Linked DNA regions of Mus musculus: regions 2 and 3 are each linked to region 1. Evidence: chromatin loops called from intact Hi-C (ENCODE). Cell type or tissue: heart. All regions are shown on one strand. Region 1 holds the start of Cxcr4 (chemokine (C-X-C motif) receptor 4). Region 2 has its middle 33 kb from the start of Gm23902. Region 3 has its middle 110 kb from the start of Cxcr4.

Region 1 (4,000 bases):
TAAAGCCCCCCCCAACCACAAACAAACAAACAAAAACCCAAGCCAAAAAAACCCACAACCAAACCAAACAAACAAATCCTCCATTCAAACAAAGAAGTCACTCTCAAAACTGTGTGCGGTGGTATCCAGCGGCGTGGGGTTAAAGTCTGTGTTGAAGGAGATGGGATTTCTGTATGAGGATTAGCCAAAGGAGGAAGGAAAGAAAGAAAGAAAGAAAGAAAGAGAGAGAGAGAGAGAGAGAGAGAGAGAGAGAGAGAGAGAGAAAGAAAGAAAGAAAGAAAGAAAGAAAGAAAGAAAGAAAGAAAGAAAGAAAGAAAGAAAGAAAGAAAGAAAGAAAGAAAGAAAGACGGAGCTTGACGGTGGGGGTCCCCCAAAGACTCTTAGCTTTTTAGGCGCAAAACCTTGTTTTTCTCACGTCTGTCTAACACAAACTATTACATTTCGAGTCATGCGTAGTGAAGAAAGCTGGATAATGTGAAGGTCTTTGGGGGTTTAGGGTCAGCAGAGTGTTAGAAAGGAGCAAATAGCACTCCCCTACTTCACCCCGTGCGGCGCTTCTCTGGAAGGTGGGTCTCTCTTGCCAAACCCATGTTTATCACTGGGTGGATCTGGGACGTTAGAGTCACACTGTCCTGGGTGGGGAAAGTCACGGGGTCTGTACCCCGTGGTTTTCGCCCCCAAGTTTCACTTCCTCACTTTCCGGTCGCTTCCCATCCTGCAGCGGACCCAGTTAGTTACTGGAGTCCGAGGTAGGCAGCAGGAGTGGTCCAGACCGTGCGCACCCCGATGTCCGAGTCACCCACCTAGGGGCTGGCACCGTTGCCCATCATACCCAGGTCTACGACCAACACACAGCGGTTCTAGGGGTTCCTCCTGGCTGCGCGCCAGGATCGTTCCTCCGGGTGCGAGCGACAGATTGGGCTGCTCCAGCGCGAGCGCCTTTGAATTGCGCGCCGCCGGAGGAAACGGAAAAAAAAAAAAAAATCACCAAAGAACAAAACCCTCCCTAAGCGAGGGGGTTTCAAAAGGCTCAGGAAACCACCGACGGTTAAACACTGGGGCTCAGTCAAACAGTCTCCGAGCTTGCACCTGTTCATCCCTCCGGCGACCCGGCACAACCCAGGTGCGGTCCCAACATGCCCTCCTGTCCCCAACCGCCGTCATGGCCAGCAGCATCATGGTACAGACTTATGACCCTTTCTCAGGAACGATCCTAAAGGCAAGCCCGACCTCGGGAGGTTCGTTTGCCACTGCGGGGAAGTGGCGGGTCGGATGCCCGCAAAGCGCTGCTGCTCCATCCCAAAGCGACGTTCTCTCCGCGGCTGCCGCAGTTTGTGCCCCCCCTCTAGGCAAGCGACGCGGCAGACTAGCTCACTTTTCCCGCCGAAGACGGGCGCTCCTCTGTCTGCACTATGGAATTTCAGAACCGCACTCCTAACTCCAAGAACCGCTCCAAGACGCTCCGGTTCGAAGCTCACCCAGAATGTAGTGCCTACGCGTGCCGACTAAAGTCTCTAAATTCACACAATGTAAGAAACTCTAAGAAAACTCCTGTTTTCAGGAGGACCAGACGATGGTCTGAGTCTTGGGACAGAGGGCAAGCCCTTCTCCCTTTTTCAAAAAACTGGGACGTTTGCAAACAGCGTGCAAGTCGGCGCGCGCCGCGGGACTCAAGGGGGAGGGAAACAAGAGCAACCTTAGGAAAGCTCCATCTGAACCCGTCCCACTCAACTTACTGGCAAAAATATTCCTATCTTCCTCCCCCTATAGCCATGTTCACACACATAAAAAAAAATTAGTTCCCGCTCCTCCTTGTGACCCTGACACCCCTCAAGGTTTTAGTTGCTTCAACCCGCTCCTTAAAGGGGCTGAGCTCTAAGTTCACACGTTTGCACGTTTACTATAAAGTAGGATGCAAGTGGACTTACACTCACACTGATCGGTTCCATGGCAACACTCGCTCTACAGCCGTGGTGGTTACCGGAGCACCAAACGCCTCAGAGGTTTCACTGCTACCTGCTGCACCAGGCAACAAAATTGAAGTTTCTGGCCCGAACCGGACTTTTATAAAAACACGCTCCCGGGGCGGCGCATGCGCAGCTCGGACGGGGCGGGAGGAGACTGGCGGGGGCGGGGCGCAGGGCGCGGGCAAACAGAAGTCCAAGAGCCACTGCTGTTGTGTTTTAAGTCAGTATGGGTCCAGAGCCTGGCCGGATAATGTTCTCAGAGTTGGGGAAAGCAGGATGCCAGCCAGGGTGTTTCTGCGGGTCGCGCATCCATCCTTACCCACGTGGATAGAATTTTAGACCTGGAGTTTACGGGTGGAGAACTTGAGACAAGACTGGGGATGGGGGTGTGTGACTTGGAGCCTGCCTAACCAGTAGGCGGCAATGTTGGAACCTCCGCCAGGGTTCTATACTCTGAGCTGTCAGGAGTGATTACTACCAAAACTCTTCCAAGCAAGTGTGTGTTACTACATATTCATATAATGACATTAGGGTCAGGTGTGGCAGAAAGCACTTGCGGACCCATCCAGAAGCAGATATACTCCCAGGAAGAAAGTCACAATAGTGGCAACAATTTCGTGAAGAGATTTGGGTGTGTGTGTATGTAAAATGATTGAAATGTGCTTTATTATAAAGAATTGAGCGGCGAGGACTTTGTGTAATCACATCCTAAGAAATCCGCACAGAAACACTGGTTCATTTTCATTTCATAAGCACATAGGGGGATGCATCTAGTTAACAGATAATTACAGAGTCCCAGCTGGGAAGCTAGCCGCGATTCATGCGCAGTCAGTGGGCGCTCCACGAGCTCCAAGAGACCAAATGGAGCAGCCTGGGACTGCAAAGCCTGGCCTGAGCCCAGAGCTTTCGCTTCATGCCTATCTCGCGTCTCCCACGCAGAACACTAAGATGGGAAGTCTTAGTGAAGAGCTAGTTAGGTCAGGTTGGGGGCGTGGATGGCTAGGGAATCTCAGACAGGCTAAGGTTGCAGTGGGCGCCCAGACTGCTTCCCAGGCTCGCGCGGGATCCGACCGGCGCCGAGCCTGGGCTAGGCGGGGAGGGAGAAAAGGGTGGGGTCAGAACCAACCAGACCTCCAGCCAGAGACCGCGGGATCCAATGCCGGGGGCACTGGGGGTGGTGAGACATCCGGCAGCAGGAGCCTGGGTTGCTATGCAACCCAGATACCGCCCCCACCCCCTCCTGGAATGGACCAAAGGATAGGCAGGCCCAGACTGCGCCCTCAACTCCATCCCCGCCCCACTTCTCCCGTTCCTTTTTTGTTTGTTTGTTTGTTTGTTTGTTTGTTTTGTTTGAGGCAGTTTTATGTAGTACAGGCTGGACTCAGGCTCCGTATGTAGTTAAGGATGACCATGAATTTCTGATGATCCCGTTTGTCACCTGCCTAGTACTGGGATTACAGTTGTGTGCCACCACGCCCAATTTTCGTGCTGATAGGGCTTAAATCAGAGCTTTGTGTAGGCTAGGCAAGCAGTCTACTAACTGTACTATCATTTGCACCTCCTTCTTTAGCTAAGGAAGGCTTTCGGTTGGAAGTGCTGGGGAGCTGTTTTACAGCCTGGGAACTCGTCTCTCTCCATCTTCCTGTATGGCCTGGGCACTCTCCTTCAAAATGTGCTGTCAAAGTCCTCTTCTGCCCTGCACTTATGTGATCCAGAAAAGCTAAGGATGAAATTAGGAAGTGCGACCCTCAAAAACTGCTAAGTTAAAAGCCAAGAACTTCCACAAGCACTTTTAATTATATCCAATCATTACTAAAACATAGGCTCATATTTCCATAAACTAGTTAGGACAGACAGAAGAGCCCGTGGACCGGAATATCAGACCCATTAAAAGAGCGCTGGTGTTCAAGATCGGTAGCAGCAGGATGGTGAGCTGTGTCTAGCCTCCAAATTCCTGCATTCCCAAAGGCTAAAATGGGAGAAAGGGAATCTTGCGAACCTGTCCCTGAACGACAGAGAGTACAATCTGAGTA
Region 2 (4,000 bases), 140 kb before region 1:
CTCATTTCTTCTAGATCAATTGGAATTCTAATCAAGAAAGGGGCTTGATGGGGGCTGAGGACACAACTCAGTTGGCACTGTGCTTGCCAAGCATACCTGCGGCCTTGGGTTCAATCCCTAGCACCATGTAAACTAGGCCTGGTGGTGCGGGACGGTAATCCTAGAACATGGGAAATGAAGGCCGGAGGATGAGAGGTTCAGGGTCAATCTTGGCTGCATAGTGGGTTTGAGGCCAGCCTTGGTTACATGACTCTAACTCAAAAACAGCATGAAAACATAAAAATAAGGTGGGTGGGGGTAGGTGGGCAGGAGGAGGTAAACTTGGTGAAGCTCACTGAGAAAAGAGTAAGCAGTTGAGTGGAGCTTCAGGCTTTAAAAGGACTCAACAACATGTATTTCACACAGTGGACCTCAAAGACAAAATATCTACCTATACTGTGAGGAGATAAGAATTATCCAAACATTTTAAGGAGCCAAATCAAACCAAGAAGGCCTTCGAGATGGTCCAGTGGATAGAGGAGCTTGCCATGAAACCTGATGGTCTGAGTTCAATCTTAGAGATCCACCTGGTAGAGGAGAGAACCAACTCTTGCAGGTTGTCTGACTTTTACCCAAGTGCCATAGTGCATGTCCTTAGAGACAGACAGATGCACAGATATAATAGAATTTGTTTTTAATGAAAGCAAGCCTGTTCTTTTGTGTTTGTGTGTGGTGTGTATGTATGTGCACCTGTGTTTTCAGATGCATGGGCCAGTGTATGAGAATGCAGGGGCCAGAGCAGGACGTCTGGTGTCTTCCTCTCTTGCTCTTGCCCTTTAGGCTAGGCTGGTTAGCCAGTGAGCTTGTCTGGACTTCGCTTGTCTCCAGTCCTCTGCACTGGGGTTGTAGGCATGCTTGGCTATGACTGGCATTTACATTAGTCCCGGGGAATCAAACTCTTCACGTTCTTCATGCTTGCACAGCAAGTGTTCTTACTAAGCCATTTCCTCCAGCTTGAGAAAGATGTTTTCAGTGGAGAAAAAGCGATTAGGGCCGATTTAACAACACACATTGATTTATATGTTCCCTAAGTCACTATGCAGCAAACACTCCACTTGTGTTGATAGTACAGCTACCTTGACACCTTCAGTGACGTAGTTATAAAGCCAGACAGCTGAAGCAACTGTCCAAAATCGTCAAGCTCACGTCTTGCTAAGGCTTGTTTTGCCCCTATCTAGCACAACCTGTACCTCTGCATCTATACTTAGCAATGCACCTGCTAAGCTCCTTCATCCTTCAGGAAATGCCTCTACTTCCCGGAAAAAAAAAAAAAAAAAAAAAAAAAAAAAGATGCAACAAACTGCAACGCAAAATCCCAGCATAGCCAGCTAACTCCAGATTGAACTTTGGCTCCTATTCTAACAGACACCACGGTCAACTTCACAAATGACGTTCTCACACAAATATGGAGAGCACGTGCCATTTGGCTTCTGCTGTGTATATGACGCGTCTATTTGTGTTCTGAGATGGGTCTGTAAAGTGCCCGACAATCAAGCCTGAGGTCCTGGGTTCAGATCTCCAGGACCCTCATAAAGAGTCGAGTGTAGTGGTCGTGCTTGCCTGGAACCCCAGCACTGGGGAGGCAGAGACAGGTGGAATCTCACTGGCTTGTCTGTCCTGCTGACTCTGAGGACGAGAATAACCGTGGATGATACCCAGCGTCACTCTTGGCTTGCCACACCTGCTCAGGTGCACCTGTGTACACACACAGACATGTATGCCATACACAGGTATTCTTTTATGCATGCCTACTTTTTATTTTATTTTATTTTATTTTATTTTATTTTATTTTTTGGAAGTTCCTTACTACGCTAAGATTAAACCTCATTAAAGCGTTTGGAGGTAAACAACAACAAAAACTGCTTCTCACCAAAGCCTCCCTTTCCTTCTGCCAAGCAACAGTCACTTAACAGACCGGACCGGGAGTGAATAGGAAACGCTATACTCCAGATACTGTAATGAATAACCTCTGAGGGCCTGAACGCCTCTCTGTTCCCACAGACTGCTATCCAAAGAGCGCCGCTCCAACTCGGAAGGGAAGGATTTGCCCCGGCTTGGAAGGAAGTAGAATAAATAGAAACATAAGTGGCAAGGTCACCTTTAATATCATACGAACAGCTTCTCAACAAGCCTCACAATTGCTTTGTTTCTTCCTGCTCCTGTGCTATAAACAGGCAGAGTGCAGGCAAACTCTTAGAACACACACAGCGAGCAGAGGAAGCTCCCAGAGTCCCGAGGAAGGGGGAGGCGGCGGGCTCCCGGGACCACGAGGCATGCCAGGGTTAACAATTGTGTTAATGCTGCGGTGGCCAGAAGGGAAAACTGCTTGTTTTGAAAGGAAGGAGTTATATTGTCTTAAATTCCTGTGTATAAAATATAGGACAAACAAACTCCAGTGGGAATCTTCTATTGGGCTCTGTGGGATACTGTCTTCCCACTCGGCTTGTCTCTACTCCAGGTATCACACAGCGCTGATATGAAAGCGAGTCTTGAAAAGCCATCCTTAGGACCTGTTCAGTTGGGATGATAAACACCGGGTGGGCTCAGCACCGGGTTCCTCTGCAGAGGTCTTTCTCTCTTCACGGTCCTTCTTTCCTTCCTTTTGTTCTCTCTGTCTCTTCTTCTTTTCTTCCTCCCTGTCCCCCATTCCTTTCTGATTTTCACTCCTCCCTCTTTCTCTTTTGACAGACAGGCTCTCTAGCTAAGACTGGCCTCAAATTCAATATGCAGCAGAAGAAGACCTTGAATGTCCCTGCCTCTACTTCCCAAGCGGGAAGTTGAATTACAGACCCATACAACTTGCAGCTTGTTGGGTGCTGGAAATGGGACCAGGATCTAGTGCTTGTTAGATAACCATGCTCTCCTAACTGAGCTATAGCTCACCCCACCTCCACCTTTCTCTCTCCTTCTTTTGCTCATGTTCATTCCTCTTTTGTCTCCTATCTCTCTGCAGGCTGTCCTTTCCCTTTAAACGTCTCCTGGTTGAGGGGAAGCAAAGACTAGCTAGGTATGCAAAAGACCCCCAAACCATAAAATTATTGTTTTCATTGCTACTTCATAACTGTGGTGAATTGTAATGTAAATACTGATATGCAGGATATTTGATCTGTGACCCTCAATGGGGTTGAGACCCACAGGTTGAGAACCAACACTCTAAGAAGTCTGGATGCCAAACAGATATCCAGTAGGTCAGGGATTTCAGTGCTGTGGCTTTCAGGGATTCTTAGAGAATCCAGTATCTCTCTCATCTTGGAACACTGTAATGAAAACTGCACTTGCATTACTGTAAGAAGAAGAGGTGCAGAATTTGGACTGGGCTTTCAGTCCAAGAGAGATGACTTCGTACCTCTGGGATGCAGGCTATCAGGCATGTGTACTAGGCGACGTTGAACTGGATGCTGTGAATTGCTACTTGTCACTCCGTATCGTCTCTATGCTCAGCAAAGGCATTAGGTCCTCATTGTGTATTTGGTTCTATGTGCTGTGCTAGAGACTGAACCCAGGGCCTTAGACATGCCAGGAAATGCTCTACCATCAAGCTATAATCCCAGCTCCCTGAAACCTATTTATTTATTTATTTATTTATTTATTTATTTATTTACTTACTTACTTATTTATTTTTGTGACAGGGTCGAATGTATCCCAGGCTGGCCTCAACTTCTCTGTATAGCCAAGGATGACATTGTATCTTATTTATTTTACTGTTAATGTATGTGGGAGACGATCTTTCTACCTCATTAAGGTAGTCTCTCTCTCTCTCTCTCTCTCTCCTCTTTCTCTCTCAAGACTTGTTTATTTTTATTTCATGTGTATGAAGGTTTTGTCTGCATCTATGTATTTATATCATGTGAGGAGGCCAGAACTGGGCATTGGATCCCCTGGAACTGGAGTTACAGATCATTGTGAGCTGCTATGTGGGTACTAGAAACTGAACCCAGGTGCTCTGCAAGATCTGCAACTG
Region 3 (4,000 bases), 110 kb after region 1:
TATATATGTGTTTTTGTATGTGATTGTATGTGTGTGGTGTTTATATGTGTATTGTGTATATATGTATGTGTATATGTGTGTGTGTGTGTGTGTGTGTGTGTGTGTGTGAGGGTGGGTATGTATGTGTGGTGTGTGTGTGGTACATATGTGTGTACTGTGTGTGTATGTGTTCTGTGCATATGTGTGCTGTGTATGGGTGTGGTGTATGTATGTGTATGTATGTGTTTGTGCTGTGTATATGGGGGTATGGTGTGGATGTCTGTATGTGTATGTGTGTGTATGTGTATGTGTGTGTGTGTGTATGGTATTGTTTGTGTGAATACAAATCAGAAGAGAGTCTCCAGTACCTCTTTACCCTCCATCTTGTTTAAATAGGGTCTCTTGTTCACTGCTTCATTCATCGGGCTAACTGACTTCTGACCTGGGGTTATCTTGTTTTCATCTCCCATCTTGCCATGGAAACCCTGGGCTTGCAAACACACATCATCTCACCTGGGTTTTGTGGGGGACCTGTGGTTTTGTCCTCACATCCACATGCTTGCATAGCAAATGCTTTGTCCACAGAGCATCTTCCCAGATCTCACTTTATATTTATTATTATTATTATTTTATGTTCTTGGTGACTGCTTTTGCATGATCTCTCTATGGCCATTCAGGGGCCACAGAAGTCTTGCTCAGGAAGAAAGGGCAGTGCCCTCACATCTCTGGTAACTTTTGAACATCTGGACTCGGAGAGACACTTCAGTGGTAGAGTTTTCCTGAGCCACAACTTTCCAGATAACTTACACTTTCCTGTTTGTATTTTGTAACATTGCTGGAAGCACCTGTTGGAATGGAAGGTCGGGTGTATCCTGAGCACTGCTTTGGGTCTTTGAAACATTTCAGGAGATGGTTAGGAGTTGAGGTCATAATCTTAGTACTTGCTAGCGTGCTAACCCTCTTGGTTGAACTCTGCATTCCAGAGGAGGAAAGATCCAGAGGGATAGGGAGCTTGTGTTAAGGTTTCAGAGTGACGGCAGCAGTAGGCTGCTCCCGGGACAATGTAACAACAGCAAAGGCCTCCTGAATGCCTCATAGAGACTGGAGACTTGCCCCTTTGTTTACTAAATTTCAACAACTTGTATTGCAAGAGACACACTCTCAGCTGAAGGAGCAGGAGGCATCATTGCTCTCAGCAGCTCAAGAGCATGGTTTGGTGTCTGTCAGGTTGGACCCAAGGGTATAATTGCATCATATGAGATAAGCTCTTCTTTCTGCTCTGTAGGAACCATGTGGCTTTCCTTTGTGTGGGTTTTCATTCTCTAGCAGGTGGGAGCTACATAGCAACTGCATCCCACAGGTGTAAATCATGGAATTTGAAATTCCAGTAGAGACAACTTAGCATCCTTATAGTGGGAACCCCAGGACTCATGTTCAGGAGTTCAAAGATGGCGACCCCCATCAGTCATTGACCAAAAGTAGGGAAGCTCTCTGTTAACTTCAGGAATCCCTTGGACCAGCTGGGTGGAGAGTGAGAGTGGAGGAGAGGCAGGACTCTGGGAGAAGGGAGCATCTGAGCAAGGAGGTGGCTGGAGGGTTGGTTTTTATTTTTGGTTGTTGTAGCAGCATAGATCCAGGGCTGATCGACAGTAGCATCCAGCCTTCTGCCTGTACAGGCTGCTCTTAGATCCTAGAAACATAACATCTGATATTTCAGGGGTGGGAGTATCAAGAATGGTACTATCTTGACCATTTCTGAGGATCTGGCCTCAGTCACTCTTCTCTGTTTTGGTTACACTCCTACATCTGGCTGTGCCAGGGCATCTAGCCAAGCATATCTCAGAGAAATATCTACATTGTTGGTGGCATGATTGTGACTTCCTGTCTTCCAATTTAGAATCTTTTTTTCTGCCTTGCTTTTTACTGTCTGGGTCATTTGATATTATATCTGGTGCTTCCTGTTTTGAAAGCCTCCGACTCTAGTCATCAGACTGTAGAAACCCCGGGGTCAACTTCTTCCTACTGATGCAGACTTTAGTCACTTGCTTTGGAGGACTAATTGTGATTTGCGTAATGAAAGCTGTCAGGTGTCTGCTGCTTTTCTCAGCCCCAGACACTTCCCTATTTATAAGTGTTTGTTTTTCAGACACTGGGACTTTCTCCCCTGGTGTGTATAGAGGAGGACTCTTAGTTACCATCCTCCCCACTCCCCAACTAACACTGCAGGAGTGCTTCTGTGTTCTTGGGAACAAGAACTCTTGGTTCCTTGGACCTGCTTCTCAGGACCAGGTGGATGCAGGCACGAGGGACTCAGCCAGTCGTCAACATTGTACCTGCCTCCTTTTCCAGACTCTGGTGTGTGTGTGTGTATGTGTGTGTGTGTGTGTGTGTGTGTGTGTGTGTGTGTGTGTGTGTGTGTGTGTGTTGTCCCCATTCTTTTCTTTCCACTTCAGAGTGGTCAGATTCAATTCAGTAGTACATCAGGCCTGCTAGTGTAAAGTAGCTAAGTTCATGTTTGCTTTATTCAACAAAGAAAGAGGACTATTTTCTCTCTAAAGTTTTGCTTCATTCAGCCTTCCCTTACATAGAACAGGTTGACATCAAAAGAGACAAGGCCTCATCGTCTCAGGAACAGGATGGTGGTGAGCTTGGCCTGGATAGCTTGTCCTCCAAGGAGAGAAACTTAGCTGTCTTGAGCTGGGACACGCTTACTTTATTTCTTGTTCTTTCTTTTGTTCCTCTCCTTCTTCTCTCCCTCCTTTCCTCCTCCCCTTCTTTCCTTCTTTCTTTCCTCCCTCTCTTCTTCCCTTCCTCCCCGTCCCTCCCTATTTGTGTGTGTGTGTGTGTGTGTGTGTGTGTGTGTGTGTGTGTGTGTGTTTGCAGGCCAGAGGACAACTTTGGGTCAGGAACAGGGTCCGTCTCCTTTGAGACAAGTTCTCTCACTGACCTGGAGCTCAGCAAGTAGACTAGGCTGGAGATTTTCCTGTCTCTCCCTCCTCAGTGTTTAGATGATAAGCAGGTACCAGCACCCCTGGGTATTTTCATGTGGGTTCTGGGGATTGCCCTGAGGTCTGCATGCTTGTAAAGCCAACACTTTGCTGATATGACTGTCTCCTAGCCTTTTACCTTGTTCCTTTTGTGGTGATAGTTGAGGGCAGACCCAGAGCGTTTTCTAAGATAATGAAGGCCAGAGCAAGGGAGGGATATGTGTTTATTTTAAAATGGCAGCAGCTTTGGGGAGAACATCTAGAAACATCAAAGCAGGCCCTGGAGACCAACATCTTGCTCCTTTTCTTCACGATGCCTTTGATGGGCAGGATGGCCTGGAGAAATGGAAGTATCCAGAGGGTGAGCTCCATGGTGTCACCTCTCAGGAGTTTGGTTCCTCGGGGAACCATCCATTGCTAGGCTCTCCAGAGCCAGAGAAGTTGGAGGCTACACTCTCTTCCCTCTCCTTTGCCCTCAGATTGAGAGACCTCAGACTGAGCCTTCAGTGTTTCAGCTAAACCTGGTCCAAGAGTGAGATAAATCCCTTTATCTCTGGATTCTCTCTTCATCCATCTTCCACTGGGTGATGAAGAAAGAGAGAAGGCATGCTTTCGTCCCGTCACATAAATCTACCTCTCCGAGCAGATGAGAGACATGTATACTCAACACCTCGCTTGAATGAGCTCAACCCATTACAGTCCTCAGCCCAAAGCAAGGGCCCACACCACCCACTGAGACACAATATTGTTTTGTGTTATGACTTAAAACAAGTAAAAGCCAATAAAAATCCCAACTCCCCCTTGTTTCTGTGTGGTGCTTTGAATGACCTCATTTCTTCTCTGAAACCAGGCGATTCAGAACTGACTGGAACCATTGATGGACAGACAGATTCAGATGAGACACTAAATGAATGCTCAGTATAAGGATGCTTTTACCAGCATCCTGCTGGATGAACACAGTTCTATAGCCCTAATCCTATCCGTAGTTCCAGGAGACTACCATATTGGATTATTACAGTAACCAGAGACTTCTC

The links. A loop is a pair of places that touch in the nucleus more often than their neighbours do. Peaks named below come from ENCODE experiments on the same cell type or tissue, not always from the same donor. Only the 100,000 strongest peaks of a DNase experiment are listed, where the experiment ranks them.
Region 2: it touches region 1 in a loop (12-fold over the local background); 4 of 42 quality-filtered maps call a loop at or near these places.
Region 3: a loop joins it to region 1, with 2.3 times the contacts of the local background. A loop is called at or near these places in 4 of 42 quality-filtered maps.

The regions. Positions count from the first base shown.
Region 1 is chr1:128,590,261-128,594,260 of GRCm38, forward strand. Cxcr4 (chemokine (C-X-C motif) receptor 4) reads right to left here and starts at 2,039. Exons shown (of 2, transcript NM_009911.3): 1 at 1,929-2,039. The coding sequence starts at 1,949. In heart, a CTCF peak has its summit at 2,383 (motif pointing right); DNase peaks (open chromatin) are centred at 721, 1,621, 2,131 and 3,021; H3K4me3 peaks cover 3,479 bases; H3K27ac peaks cover 2,075 bases; H3K27me3 peaks cover 662 bases.
Region 2 is chr1:128,455,014-128,459,013 of GRCm38, forward strand. No RefSeq gene overlaps it. Among named protein-coding and RNA genes, the nearest start is that of Gm23902, 33 kb to the right of the region's middle. In heart, no CTCF peak of the experiment used is centred here; DNase peaks (open chromatin) are centred at 1,458 and 2,268; H3K4me3 peaks cover 421 bases; H3K27ac peaks cover 793 bases.
Region 3 is chr1:128,703,305-128,707,304 of GRCm38, forward strand. No RefSeq gene overlaps it. Among named protein-coding and RNA genes, the nearest start is that of Cxcr4, 110 kb to the left of the region's middle. In heart, no CTCF peak of the experiment used is centred here; a DNase peak (open chromatin) is centred at 1,997.